Regions from separate parts of the Homo sapiens genome. Here regions 2 and 3 are each linked to region 1. Evidence: chromatin contacts called from ENCODE Hi-C or POLR2A ChIA-PET data. All regions are on one chromosome and are shown on one strand. The core of a region is the stretch at or near the end of the contact, and the rest is flanking DNA. Distances in the headings are between cores, read along the strand shown. Region 1 overlaps RNF130 (ring finger protein 130). Region 2 holds the start of CANX (calnexin). Region 3 holds the start of CBY3 (chibby family member 3).

Region 1 (4,324 bases), core at 1,820-4,319:
CGGGGGGCCGGCCGCTGCAGATGTCTGAGGCTCCACTGCAGCCGAGGGTCCATAGAGACAGAGACTGCTGCCAGCCCCAGCTAGCAGAAGAGAGTTCTTGTCTGGGACCTTTAATAATCCTGCATCCTTTTATATTTGCCAGGTTCTTACATGGCACCAAGAGGCTGCAGAGCTGTGAGAGCAACTCACCTTCAATATAGAGGCCTCCCCTCCCGCAGCACTCTTCTGCTCACTCTAGTTCATGGCATGTGTGGGACATAGGAAAGGGGAGGGCGCTGAATTTCATGATTGCTGGGTTTGTTCCTTTCATGTTCTATTTGTTTCTCGTTCTGTATCCCCAAGTATTTCTCATAGGAATAAAGGACTTTGTTGGCGCTCAGTATGCTTGTGCTTTTCAGGTTTCACTGTCCACGTTACCTGCTTTCCGTCCCGATGCACCACCCACCCTGTGTGTGGCGGGCCTGTTTTTTATTTATGTGTGTTTTTATCACGTGAGTGGGGAACTTCTTTTCAAGGCCCTACTTGCCCCAGGTGCCTCTTTCTGAGGCCTCCTGGGTGTCCATGGAGCACCTTCCATAATGAGAGCCCAGAGCCATAGTGAGGGTGAGCGCGGTCAGGCGTGCGGGAATGGCCAGGTGGCGGGGCCGCTCTGCCCGTGTGATGGCCCTGCAGGTGCTCAGCCTTGGCCCACATGCTGTGTTGCATTGACTGCTCCAGACACTTCCCAAGGTAGATTAAACGCCCCTGGCCCAGTCCTTAGCTGAGACCTCTGCACAGCAGAAAGGTGGTTTGCCGAGCACCAGACTGTTGTAGCAGAACTTTGCCTAGAAGGGAAGAAAAGGCCACAGTGAGTTCAGTGAAAGTTGCACTGAAGAGACTAGCAGGAGGGTTAGACAATGGGTGATGAGGAGAAAAAGGTGCCGTGTTCAGGGCAGCTGCCTGTGGAGATCACAGAAGAGACAGGAGAGGAGGGCCATGGGTGAAGAGAACAGCCACCCAGCTTTGTGGAAGCGAGGGATGTGCCATGGGAATTTGAGACTGAAGATCTCTGGGTGAGTTGCACAGAAGCTGGACTAGCGGGGAATTTGGAAAGACAGGAGGGAAGGGTGTTCAGTGCTCAGAGGTAGGGTCAGGAGTAAGAGAGGGATGGGGTGGATGGAGAGCCCAAAGGAACTTTTTTTTAAAGACCAAAAATATTTCAGATTTTCATTTAGCTGAGGAAGGGAGGTTTTCTAAATTTGTCACCAGAGAACCAGTTGGTCTTTTTTGTTTTTCTTCATAGTACCCCACAGCCTAGAGGAGAAATTTTTAATTGTTTAGTAAAACAGAGGGGTGGGCACTTCTTTTATATCAATAATCCTAGAAGGAAACAGTTACTCAAGAACCCAAACATATTTATAACTAATTTCAGGTTAAAGAAACAGGCAGAGAACACTGTACTCATGCAGCTTTAAAAATGAAATATGAGGATTATACCATTTGGTTCTTTCTGGATAGTAAGAGAAAAGAAAGACGGAACAATAAGAAAAGGGCAAAGCAAAATCTGGCCCCAGTAGGGAGCACCAGAGCCGCACCTCCATCCCCCCAGGTGGTGCTGCGGCTTTACCAGGTCCCCACCAACAGTTCAGCAAGCCCAGCCACCCCCCACCCTCATCTGGATACCTCTCACTCCTGCACCAGAGCCCTGATCAGAAGTCAAGGCACCTAGGCCTCCCCCGACCCCCAGCGGGATGCCTCCCATTCCTGCACCAGAGCCTTGATCAGAGGTCACAGCATCATATGTCTTCCATTACCTGTCAGTCAGCCAAGTCCCATCGTCCACCCTGTGTAGGCCTGACCTGCAGCACCTTCCCGGCCACCCCACCCTAGCGCTAACCCAGTGCATAGGTCCGTACTCCTCCTGAAAATGTATGCAAGGTACTAGGCATTTGCGTCCCCGTGACTTTTCAGAGGGAGGTTCTGTAACTTCTATCAGATCTAAGGGAGTTTGTATGCCCCAAAAGGGTTAAGCCTGTTGTGGTCTTTGTTGGTCAGTAGCCAGCATTAGTGCACTTGACCCCTGCTGGAAAGTCCAGCTGGCCCTGGGGACACCCTGGAGTAAGGAACCACTCCACACACAGAGGCTACGAGTAACAAGACATAACGCCTTAGGTGTACTGAATGTATCTGGGGCTTACCTATGGATTGGTGGGTTTCCAGCCCTTAAGTAAAAGCTTTAAGGTTTAAATAAATGCCTTCAGGGGTGATGGTTCTGGTTATTTCATTGTCTGTGAATTTAAGACTAGATTGATAAATTCATTCTTCAAGATCTTTACTCTTGTCCCCAAAGAAGTGAGTATAAGGCCATCAAACAGTGATAGGCAGACGTGTGTGTATATTGTTCAGGCCAAAGTTGTAAGCATGAATGTTTGTTCCAGATCCCAGTAGAAACTGAGTTCTCTAGACCTCTTTTTATAAATCAAAACTGCATTTTTAAACAGCTGTAAATAACATTAACTTAGAAATTGACAATCAAAGTTGTAAAGGTATATACCATGATTCAATTTGGCATCTTACTTAAAAATTTCTTTTATCTTGGCCGGGTGTGGTGGCTCACGCCTGTCATCCCAGCACTTTGGGAGGCCGAGGCGGGCGGATCACGAGGTCAGGAGATGGAAACCATCCTGGCTAACATGGTGAAACCCCGTCTCTACTAAAAATACAAAAAATTGGCTGGGCGTGGTGGCGGGCTGCTGTAGTCCCAGCTGCTTGTGAGGCTAAGGCAGGAGAATGGTGTGAACCCGGGAGGCGGAGCTTGCAGTGAGCAGAGATTGCACGACTGCACTTCAGCCTGGGCGACAGAGCAAGACTCCGTCTCAAAAACAAACAAACAAAAATTTCTTTTATCTTATCCCAAACTCAGATTAGTGTTTCTTCCAAAGCTGCCCTGAACGTCTGTCCTGGCACCCACCTTCTCCCTGTTTGGCCAGGACTCTAGAGCTTCAGAAGGCTGCTGGGCCGGGTGCTAGAGCTTGAGAAGTAATTTCTGCAGCTCTTCCGGAGGGCACAAGTTCCTTTTTTTAAGAATGCAAAACCCTGTATGACTGACTTATTTCCAGTCACAAGACTGTGACTTTCTACTTGCCTGAATAAGAGAGAAAATCTCCCATCCTCCCCCGTTAACATTTCAGCTGAAAATTGCTGAGTGTTACTTGAATCTAGGCACAGTTTACCCCTTAAAATAGTTTCAGCTTCCCTGTAGCTTTTATAAACATTCAACATAAGTTGCTTAGAAGTTTTTAAAAATGATGTTTTAAATGACATTCAATCAGGGTGCCAAAAAACTAATCACTATACAGAGAACTCTTCACTTAGCCATGATTTAGTATCTTTTTGAAACTCCATTTTTCTATGTTAGCTATTGTAGAAAGCATAACTGGTTTATAAGGTGTGATTATTTTCATTCTTAATAAATTTTCTAAGTTTCCATTAGTCCTTTTTGGAATTTGGTAAAATAAAAGGCCCAAACAACCAAATCCTACTTAGCAGTTCTTACACGGTGTTGTACATATGAGGTTGGGCTCAGGAGATTTTCTGCAAGTTATATTTTAATAAATTCCCAATATTTGTCTCTTGGGGCTTAAAATATGTCCTGAAAGGGGGAAAAGAAAACTTAACTAAAAATTCCCTTTCTTTCCATTTTGGCCTAATAAGTTTCTTGGTATGTAACTTGTGACATAATTCTCCATTATTTTATAGGCATGTTTTCCACAAATCCTGCGTGGATCCCTGGCTTAGTGAACATTGTACCTGTCCTATGTGCAAACTTAATATATTGAAGGCCCTGGGAATTGTGGTACGTTTCCTATTTTATTTGTTACCACTTTTGTATATTATTATATGTATGTGTAATACAATATAACATAATTGGCATAATAGGAGGCATGACTAAGACACAGAAGAAAACACTGGCTATATTTGCCATGTAACCATGTAAGCCCAACAGGACCTTTTTACCAGATTACTAAGAAGTCTAATCCATCTCAGAGAACTCCTGGAAGAGAAGGTAAATAACTCTACTAGGCCTTTTTTTTTCTTTTTTTAAATTTAAGAGACAAGGATTCACTCTGTGGCCCAAGCTGGAGTGTAGTGGTGCAATCATAGCTTACTGTAACCTCGAACTCCTGGGTTCAAGCAGTCCTCCCACCTCGCCTTCTGAGTAGCTGGGACTACAGGCATACACCGCCATGCCTGGCTAACTTTTTTGTTTTTTTGAGAGGGAGTTTTGCTCTTGTTGCCCAAGCTGGAGTACAATGGCACGATCTTGGCTCACTGCAACCTCCGC
Region 2 (4,357 bases), core at 115-2,614, 270 kb after region 1:
TCTACTTATTAAAAAATTAAGCAAAATCTTCCATTTCCTAAATCAGAGGTAAAAAGACTTAACTATGGTTAATCTTGTCCTCTCAATCTTTTAATATTAAGCTCAGTTTAACTTCCCTCAACCAGCAATCACTTGTGTCATGCCCAGCGGTAATACACAATGCCCGGTTTCTTCTATCACCATAACTGTGACCTCAGGTCCTGCGAAACAGGACTGAACCAGTTCACTAGGATGGCAGTGTATTGGTCCAAAGGCATTCAGATTATAATAACGTACCGCAATGATCATCGAGCAGTTACTAAATGTCGGACTTCCCTGTCTTATTGTATACATATCTTAATTTAATCCTCACAAATCCATCGGGTATTATTATATCCATTACTTGACAAGAACGGGGGCACAAAGGGTAAGAAAACTGCCGAAGTTCACAGAGCAACCAATGACCAATCAAAGACTCGAGCCAGGGCCTTAGCGTTAACCACTGCACGGTCTATCCCTGAACTATAATCCCAGCACCATCAGTACACTAATCGCATGACCTTGGGCCAGTCATTTCATACCTCCAGGCCTCCGGTGTGGAAAGAGATGCACTTAGATGAGCTTTCGGGGGCTTTCCTGCTTTTAACGCCCTGTCCCTCTCCAACTGGATTACTCGCCTCCAGAATAGGTGCTGTAACTGCTAAGTTTCTCAACCACTGCGTGTTCTCCTTCTGGTACATTCCCCTTTCTCTTCAGGGAACTAGGGTCCAGTCTCCGCTTTGGATTTTCAAATATTAAACTGTAACGCTAGTTGTAAACATTCCCTCTCGGTCTAATACCACCCTTCCCTACTACTAGGGGTACCTAGTAGGCCCGATTCCACCCTATACTTTTACCCAGTTACTCCAGCCCACCTCGCGGCTGCCCAGGCAGCCGGCAAAGAGGCCTAAGAAAGCCCTAGAAGCAAAGCCATAGGAATAAGTCAGCTTTCCCAGAGGTCAAAGAAGGCTGTCGGGCCACCTGCCACGCCTCCCGACCCCGGCGGCGCGGCCTGGGCCCGCAACCCAACCAAAGACGCCCGGATTCGGGCCTCCTCGCTCACGGCGGGCGCGTCGGCCAGGGCCTGGGCCCTCAAGAGCCAGCCCGACCCCTCAGTCGCCGGCCACGCCCGACCCCTCAGCCGCAGAGGCGCTCCCAGCCCCCCGAGGTCCTCACAGGCCCGAGGACGCGCTCAGGTCTCCCCTCTCACCTCTAGCCTCCCGGGGACCGCGGGGGTGCCCGTGCCCCTTCCCGCCCGCACACCTTGCCCCGCGCCGCAGTAAAGAGAGAGGCGGAGGCGGCCCGACCGTCACGTGCCGCAGAACCAAGAGGCCTCGGCCACCGCTGCCGCGCGAGCGAGCCCCACCGCACGAAGCCCGGCCCTGTGCCCGCCCCTGGCCCCTGAGTAGCCACAGCCGGCGCCAAGTCCCGCCCTCCCGCGCAAGCCCCGACATCCGGTTGGCCGGCGTGGGCATCGCTCTACGCACCGTCCCATACGCCCCCTACGGCTATTCTTCGTGGAGTGTGAAGATTGGCCGGGAGTGAGGCAGGAAGTGGCTGTTGGTTGGGCGGGAGGTGAGGGGCGGGCCACGCTGGATCGAGACCGCCGGGCGCGCGCGTCTCGGGGCGGGGCTGGTTTAACAGGCGTTCCCGCGTCGGTTGCTGTGGTGCCTTCGGGGCGTTCCAACCCAACCCCCAGTAGCCCTCACCCGTCTGGTTCCTGGAGCCGAGACTTGGGACGCATCGCGCGCCCTTCGCTGACGGGGCAAACGGCAGCCGGCAAAAGGGGTAGGAGTCCGACGATCGGCCATCAGGAAGGGCCCGTTGCAGCGAACGCGGGCCCCTACGGGCGTGAGCAGAACCCAGCGCGAGCGCCTGGCCGGATTGGCGTGCACTGCTCCGCGCTGTGTGAGCCGGCGCCGCAGTTCCTGCAGAGTCATGGCTCGGCCCAGGAGCCTGCGCAGCCTCGTCGCCCAGCATAACACACAGTCCAGAATAATATAATCCGAGGTTATTTGAACTTTCAATTTATGTTTCCTGAAGTGAGATTAGGTGTCAGGGCAGAGAGATACAGGGATGACAGGACGAGAGAAAGGATGGTGCCATGGAAAGATTTAAGATACGCCACCATTTTAGTAACCCACTCTTAGTACATCTTCAGTTTTCAGTATGCTGAGAACCTCACAAAATGGAAGTGGCCCAGGGTTTTTCTAGACCTTTAGAGATCCTGATCTCTTGTTCTCTATTTGTTTGGACACCCAAAGGCTTGACTACTAGGGTGGAAAACACTAGAATCAGCGAATGTATCACTGATCTGAAAAGCCCTCTTGCCACCGGGAAGGGGAAGAAAGGCAGGGTTTGGTGTTTGCATGAGTTAGTATCATCCAACCCTCAACCCCCAAATTTTTTTTATTTTTATTTTTTTGAGACGAAGTCTTGCTCTGTCGCTCAGGCTGGAGTCTAGTGGTGCGATCTTAGCTCACTACAACCTCCGCCTCCCGGGTTCAAGCGATTCTCCCTCAGCCTCCCGAGTAGCTGGGATTACAGGCGCCCGCCACCACGCCCGGCTAATTTTTGTATTTTAGTAGAGACAGGTTTCACCATGTTGGCCAGGCTGACCTCAGGTGATCGACCTGCCTCTGCCTCCCACAGTGCTGGGATTACAGGCGTGAGCCACGGCGCCCCAACTTCAGCCCCAAAATTTGTGTAGGAGAATTTTGGTTTCCTGTCTACCTGGGGAAGCAGCTATTCAAAGCAGAATAAAATTCTGGATGCTACATGATCCAAATAATGAGCTTAAAATGTAGTTACAGGAAGTACATTTGTGAGCAAAAGAGCTACTCCTGCAAAGGTAAGTGCCAAAAGACTGTGGTACTATGGAGAATTCAATGGGATTCTGAAGGGGAGGGACTGCTTCCATCCAGAATGGACTGGCAAAGAGGTCAGAATTGGCTGGGCGAGGTGGCTCTCCCTGTGATCTGAGCACTTTGGGAAGCTGATGCAGGTGGATCATTTGAGGCCAGGAGTTCAAGACTAGCCTGGGCAACATAGTGAGACCCCTGTCTCTACAAACATAAAAATAAAAAAATTAGCCTGGCATGGTGCACACCCGTAGACCCAGATACTAGGAAGACTGAGGCAGGAGTATCCTTGACTCCTGATTGAGGAGGCTGCAGTGAGCTAAGATCAGGCCACTGCATTTCATCCAGCCTGGGCAACAGAGTGAGAACCCGTCTCTAAATAAATAAATAATAAAAACAAACAGATGTTTTACATGGGCATCGTTTGTGCAGTCCAAAGCAATTACAATAGTAACATCAACCTGGATCACCATGACAGATATAATAATGAAAACATATTATACGAATTCCCAAAATGTGACAGAGACCAGAAGTGAGTACGTGCTGTTGGAAAAATGGTGCTTATAGACTTACTTGATGCAGGGTTGCCACATTCAATTTGTAAAAACACAGCATCTGTGAAAACCAATAAAAGGAAGTGCAGTAACAAGAGGTTTACAGCCTGTTTACATTCTGACATGGAGCAACAGTCAAGATTTAGTGTCATGTGAAAAAGCACAGAGAAAGGTGTGTTTCCTTTCATACTGAAAAGGGAGATGTATTCTCATACATGTAAGCTTGGCCAAACAAGCTTACTAGAAAGAAACACGAGAAACTGCTAGGAAAGGTTAATGCTGGAGAGGGGGCCTGAAACTCTAGAAGCAGAAATACTTTCTTGGCCAGGCACAGTGGCTCACGCCTGTAATGCCAGCACTTTGGGAGGCTGAGGCGGGCGGATTACCTGAGGTCAGGAGTTCAAGACCAGTATGGCCAACATGGTGAAACCCTATCTCTACTAAAAATACAAAAATTAGCCGGGCATACTGGTGCACACCTATAGTCCCAGATACTCGGGTGGCTGAGGCAGGACAATCGCTTGAACCCGGGAGGCAGAGGTTGCAGTGAGCCAAGATTGTGCCACTGCACTCTAGCTTGGGTGACAGAGCCAGACTCTGTCTCCAAAAAAAAAAAAAAAAAAAAAAAAAGAAATGACACTTTCTTTAAACATGCATATGATTTTTTCAACAAAGAATCAGGCCGGGTGAGGTAGCTCATGCCTCTAATTCAGCACTTTGGGAGGCGAAGGTGGGTGGATCACTTGAACCCAGGATTCAAGACCAGCCTGGGCAACATGACAAGACCCCATCTCTACAAAATATACAAAAATTAGCTTGGCATAGTGGCTTGAGCCTGTAGTCTCAGCTACTCAGGAGGCCGAGGTGGGAGGATTGTCTAAGGCCAAGAGGTCAAGGCTGCAGTGAGCCAAGATTGGGCCACTG
Region 3 (4,815 bases), core at 1,777-4,276, 290 kb after region 1:
ATGAGCAAAAATGTTCAGAGCAGTTTTATTTGCAATAGCCCCCAAACTGGAAACAACCCAAATGTGCATCAACAGCTGAATGGAAAAACAAATTGTGTGGTGTTTCCATACAATGAAATACTACTCAGCAATAAAAAGCAATGAACTGTTAATAAATGCAACAACATGGATAAATCTTAAAATAATTATGCGGCGAGAAGCCAATGCCAAAAAAAATCTATACTGAGGCTGGGCGCGGTGGCTCACACCTGTAATTCCAGCAGTTTGGGAGGCCGAGGCAGATGGATCACTTGAGGCCAGGAGTTTGAAACCAGCCTGGTGAATATGGTGAAACCCCATCTCTACTAAAAATACAAAAATTAGCTGGGTGTGGTGGCAGGCACCTGTAATCCCAGCTACTTGGGAGGCTGAGACAGGAGAATCACTTGAACCCAGGAGGCAGAGGTTGCAGTGAGCTAAGATCATACCACTGCACTCCAGTCTGGGCAACAAAGTGAGACTCCTCTCAAAAAAAGAAAAAAAGGTAATGGATACCTCCAGATGGATACATTATCTTGATTTTGGGAATGATTTCACATAACAAATTATCGAAATACTTCACATTATACATTATAAATATATGTAGTTGGCCGGGCGCGGTGGCTCACACCTGTAATCCCAGCACTTTGGGAGGCTGAGGTGGGCGGATCACAAGGTCAGGAGATCGAGACCATCCTGGCCAACACGGTGAAACCCCATCTCTACTAAAAAAAAAAATACAAAAAATTAGCCAGGCATGGTGGCGGGTGCCTGTAGTCCCAGCTACTTGAGAGGCTGAGGCAGGAGAATGGTGTGAACCTCGAAGTGGAGGTCGCAGTGAGCTGAGGTAGCGCCACTGCACTCCAGCCTGTGCGACAGAGCGAGACTCCGTCTCAAAAATAAATAAATAAATAAATGTAGTTGATTTTGTCACTTATACCTCAATAAAACTATTACAGAAGTTTCCTAGGAGGTGGCACCACCACCGGGCTCTGCCCCAGCTTGTGAGCTCCTGTGGATCTGGGTCTGTCCCTTGCAGTCAGGTGGGTGGGCTTAGTAGGTAGGACTGACGTCATTTCCTTCCACTGTCCGCACACGTGGCACGTGTCCTTCAAACATGCCCAGCCACTTCCCTCCTCTACCCCCAGGTCTTCAAGGGATTGGGGTCTCCTTATTGTTCAGGTTTTAGCAAGAATGTCAAGGGCCTTCACCGAGCACCACATCTAAATTACTTCCTACTCCTCACCCTGTCCCAAAATCACTTTCTGTATTTCCCTGGTTTGTTTTCTTCACTGTACGTATCAGAATTAGGGTTTTTTTTTTTTTTTTTTTGAGACAGAGTCTCGCTCTGTCACCCAGGCTGGAGTACAGTGGTGTGATCTCGGCTAACTGCAACCTCTGCCTCCTGGGTTCAAGCGATTCTCCTGCCTCAGCCTCCCAAGTAGCTAGGATTACAGGCATACACCACCATGCCCGGCTAATTTTGTATTTTGAGAAGAGATGGTGTTTCTCCATGTTGGTCACGCTGGTCTCAAACTCCCAACCTCAGGTGATTTGCCTGCCTCGGCCTCCCAAGGTGCTGGGATTACAGGCGTGAGCCACTGCACCCGGCCAATTTTTTGTATTTTTATTAGAGACAGGGTTTCACCATGTTAGCCAGGATGATCTCGATCTCCTGACCTCATGATCCGCCTGCCTCAGCCTCCCAAAGTGCTGGGATTACAGGCGTGAGCCACCGTGCCCGGCCTGGATATTCTTATTAATTTAATCATTCCTTTTTTTTTTTTTTGAGATGGAGTTTCGCTCTTGTTGCCCAGGTTGGAGTGCAGTGGCACAATCTTCGCTCATTGCAACCTCTGCCTCCCAGGTTCAAGCAATTCTCCTGCCTCAGACTCCTGAGTAGCTGAGATTACAGGCACCCGCCACCACACCCGGCTAATTTTTTCTATTTTTAGTAGACACGGAGTTTCACCATGTTGGTCAGGCAGTTCTCGAGCTTCTGACTTCAGGTGATCCACCCACCTTCCCCTCCCAAAGTGCTGGGATTTACAGGCATGAAACATCGCGCCTGGCCCTCTTTTTTTTTTTTTTTTTTTTAAACACAGGGTCTCTATCGCCCATGCTGGAGTGCAGTGGCACAATCACTGCTCACTGCAGCTTTCACCTCTTGGGCTCAGGTGATCCTCCCACCTCAGCCTCTTGAGTAGCTGGGACTACAGTCGCATGCCACCACGCCCAGCTAATTTGTTTTTGTAGAGATGGGGTCTTGCCATGTTGGCTAGTCTGCCCTTTCATTTTCATCATCTATCCTATTATCTTCCTCCCTCCTCAGCTGGCGCCCTACTGAGATCCCTATCACTGGTGGTGCACCCATCCCATAGGTGCTGTAGGAGCTGGCTGGTAACTCTCAGCTGCCCTGGCCAATAACTGACATGTAGAAGGAGGGTACAAAAGACGGGCTCCCTTGCTTTAAGGAGGCCTAACTGTGGTGCCATTTGTGCTCAGAGTTCCCCATGAGAGCAAGCGGAAGCTAGTCTCCACGTGAGACCACACTCTGGCTCAGCCTTAGCCTTTTTCTCGCCCTGTCTTGCTTCCCTCACCCCCTTCTCCTGAGAGCATTTCCCCAATAATTCACTTGAACAAGAATGCTCAGCTTAGGCTCTGCTTCTAGGGAACCTGACCCATGACACGCTCTGTTAGCTTCCTGAGAGACTATCTTGTTAGTTCCCCTAGAACAAATTCCTGTCTTGGACTCTGCTTATGATCACTCCCTTCATTCCCCTGCCAAGAATGACAGCTCAGTGAGGGAATATGTTCTTCACTTCCCTAGAACTGTTCCTAGAACACAGTAGGTGCTCAATGATGCACTGAATGCATGCAGGGGAGAGCCCAGAGTCTATCTGACAGCTCAGCGGTCAGCACCCCTTCTTGTCCTGGGGTGGCCTGGCCTGGAGGCATTGTGAGTCATAGCAGGTGGACAAGAGCTGAGTGGGTCAGAGATGGGACTAGCCCTGGGACAGCAGCTCAGCAACTCCACCCCATCTTCCAGGTGAGGCACAACATACAGTGAGGACTAACGGGGAAACATCCTCCGAGAAGATACAATCTCAAGGGTGGGCCTGGATGTGGGCTTCCAGAGACCATCTCCCTGAACCAGATCTTGGGGATGGTATGTACCATCCAGCCTCTGTCCACCTATATGTGAGGGATAAGTGTATTATGAATTAACGAAGGCATAACAGAGGGAACCCTGCTCTAGTTCTTTCTCTTCTCACTGCCCATGGGCAGAAGAGGAATTAGAAACAACACATAGCTCCCTTTTTCACATAATAGAATCAGCACTTACTGGGCAGGGGTGGGGGGTGCAGAGAGAAGTGAGCAAAATGGGACTTGTCTGTTATCTGGACTTTGGACTTCCTGAGGGCACAGTTTGTTTGGAATAAAAGTCATGTTTAGTGTGCACAATCCCTGATACTTTGAGCCCTATGCATAGGTCTAGCCCATGGCACACACCCCAGGATGTCAGTGAACACACTGGACTGTGGTCTATACACGCATCTGTCTTCCAAGCTGGATTAGGAGCACCTTGAGGGCAGGCAGAGGCTGTTTCAGGTCCCCTTCCCAAGACCAGAGTCTGGCACAGAGCAGATGCTAGTTCAAGTCTATCAAATGACTGAATGATGAGGGCAATAATGCTGTTGGCTATGCTAGATATCCTCCCAGATTGCTTTCAGAATCCAGATCTAACCCCGGCTTTCTAATCCTTCAGCAGTTCCCTCTTACCCACAAAAGGAAGTCTAAGCTTCCGAGCCTGCCTGTAGGGCACCTTCACATAGTGCACTGGTCCACCTTCCCAGCTTCCTCTTCTGCTCTTCCCAGCACCAATCCTATCCAAGCTCGTGTTCACATCTGAAATATGAAAGTCCTGCCCTGCCGGGTACAGTGGCTCACACCTGTAATCCCAGCACTTTGGCGCTGAGGCGGGCAGATCACCTGAGGTCCGGAGTTCGAGACCAGCCTGGCCAATAAGGTGAAACCCCATTTCTACTAAAAATACAAAAAAAAAAAAAAAAAAAAAAAAAAGGCCAGGCGCAGTGACTCATGCCTGTAATCCGGGCACTTTGGGAGGCCGAGTTGGGTGGATCACCTGAGGTCAGGAGTTCGAGACCAGCCTGGCCAACATGGTGAAACCCCGTCTTCACTAAAAATACAAAAATCAGGTGGGGGTGATGGCAGGCGCCTGTAATCTCAGCTACTCAAGAGGCTGAGGCAGGAGAACTGCTGGAACCCGGGAGGTGGAGGTTGCAGTGAGCCAAGATCGCGCAATTGCACTCCAGCTCGGGCAACGACAGCGAGACTCAGTCTCAAAAAAAAAGAAAAAGAAAGCCCTGCTCGGCTCTTCCCTCTGCCTAGAAGTTCTCCATTTTCCATCCTCAACCCACCTGGCAAAGTCCTACTCCTCCTTTAAGTACCTACTTACTTGTCTTGCTACCATTCCCTACCCCTCACCCTTCCAGCTGCAACTCAGAACAAGGCCCTCCTCCCGTCCTTCATCTGCATATGTATCCCAGGGCCTGATCCTCAGTGGTCTTTGGGGAAGATGGTTTAGGTGAGACTGCTGCCTGTGCAGCGTGGAACGACGGGCTCCTCGGTGGCCAGCAGCTGGTGAGACACAGCCGCAGCCGTAGCTGCAGGGCTAAGACATGTCCGCCGGCCTCGCGGTTTGAGAGGCGGCCTGTACCAAGCACGCTGCTCACCCGGACTCTTGTCTCCCAGCAGCGCCCCCTGGCTCGCCTT

Evidence for each region. Hi-C counts contacts between places; a loop is a spot of excess contacts on that map. ChIA-PET counts read pairs that join two places held with the same protein, here RNA polymerase II (POLR2A). Pooled maps may share reads with other maps.
Region 2: a loop to region 1 is called in a map of B cell, with 17 times the contacts of the local background. The contact joins the promoter of CANX here to the enhancer-like site in region 1. A Hi-C loop is called at or near these places in 1 of 168 maps with a recorded cell type or tissue (B cell), 2 of 37 single-sample maps with no recorded cell type and 4 of 50 pooled maps.
Region 3: a pooled map shows a loop between it and region 1 (4-fold over the local background). The contact joins the promoter of CBY3 here to the enhancer-like site in region 1. A Hi-C loop is called at or near these places in 1 of 37 single-sample maps with no recorded cell type and 3 of 50 pooled maps. POLR2A ChIA-PET finds 5 or more read pairs at or near these places in 1 of 52 experiments (BJ).

What each region holds. Positions count from the first base shown.
Region 1 is chr5:179,969,921-179,974,244 of GRCh38, reverse strand. RNF130 (ring finger protein 130) reads left to right here. Exons shown (of 9, transcript NM_018434.6): 6 at 3,739-3,835. Among named protein-coding and RNA genes, the nearest start is that of MIR340, 43 kb to the left of the region's middle. Within about 2 kb of position 3,069, at least 11 of the 41 ENCODE cell types and tissues checked have a DNase peak (open chromatin) inside an H3K27ac peak, as active enhancers do; they include B cell, where a contact is called at or near this core.
Region 2 is chr5:179,695,974-179,700,330 of GRCh38, reverse strand. It overlaps CANX (calnexin), which reads right to left and starts at 1,364. Exons shown (of 15, transcript NM_001746.4): 1 at 1,229-1,364. RefSeq lists enhancers at 110-169, 1,730-2,259 and silencers at 980-1,269, 1,310-1,719.
Region 3 is chr5:179,679,245-179,684,059 of GRCh38, reverse strand. It overlaps CBY3 (chibby family member 3), which reads left to right and starts at 3,026. Exons shown (of 2, transcript NM_001164444.2): 1 at 3,026-3,187; 2 at 4,795-4,815. The coding sequence starts at 3,142. It also overlaps a transcript of CANX not described here.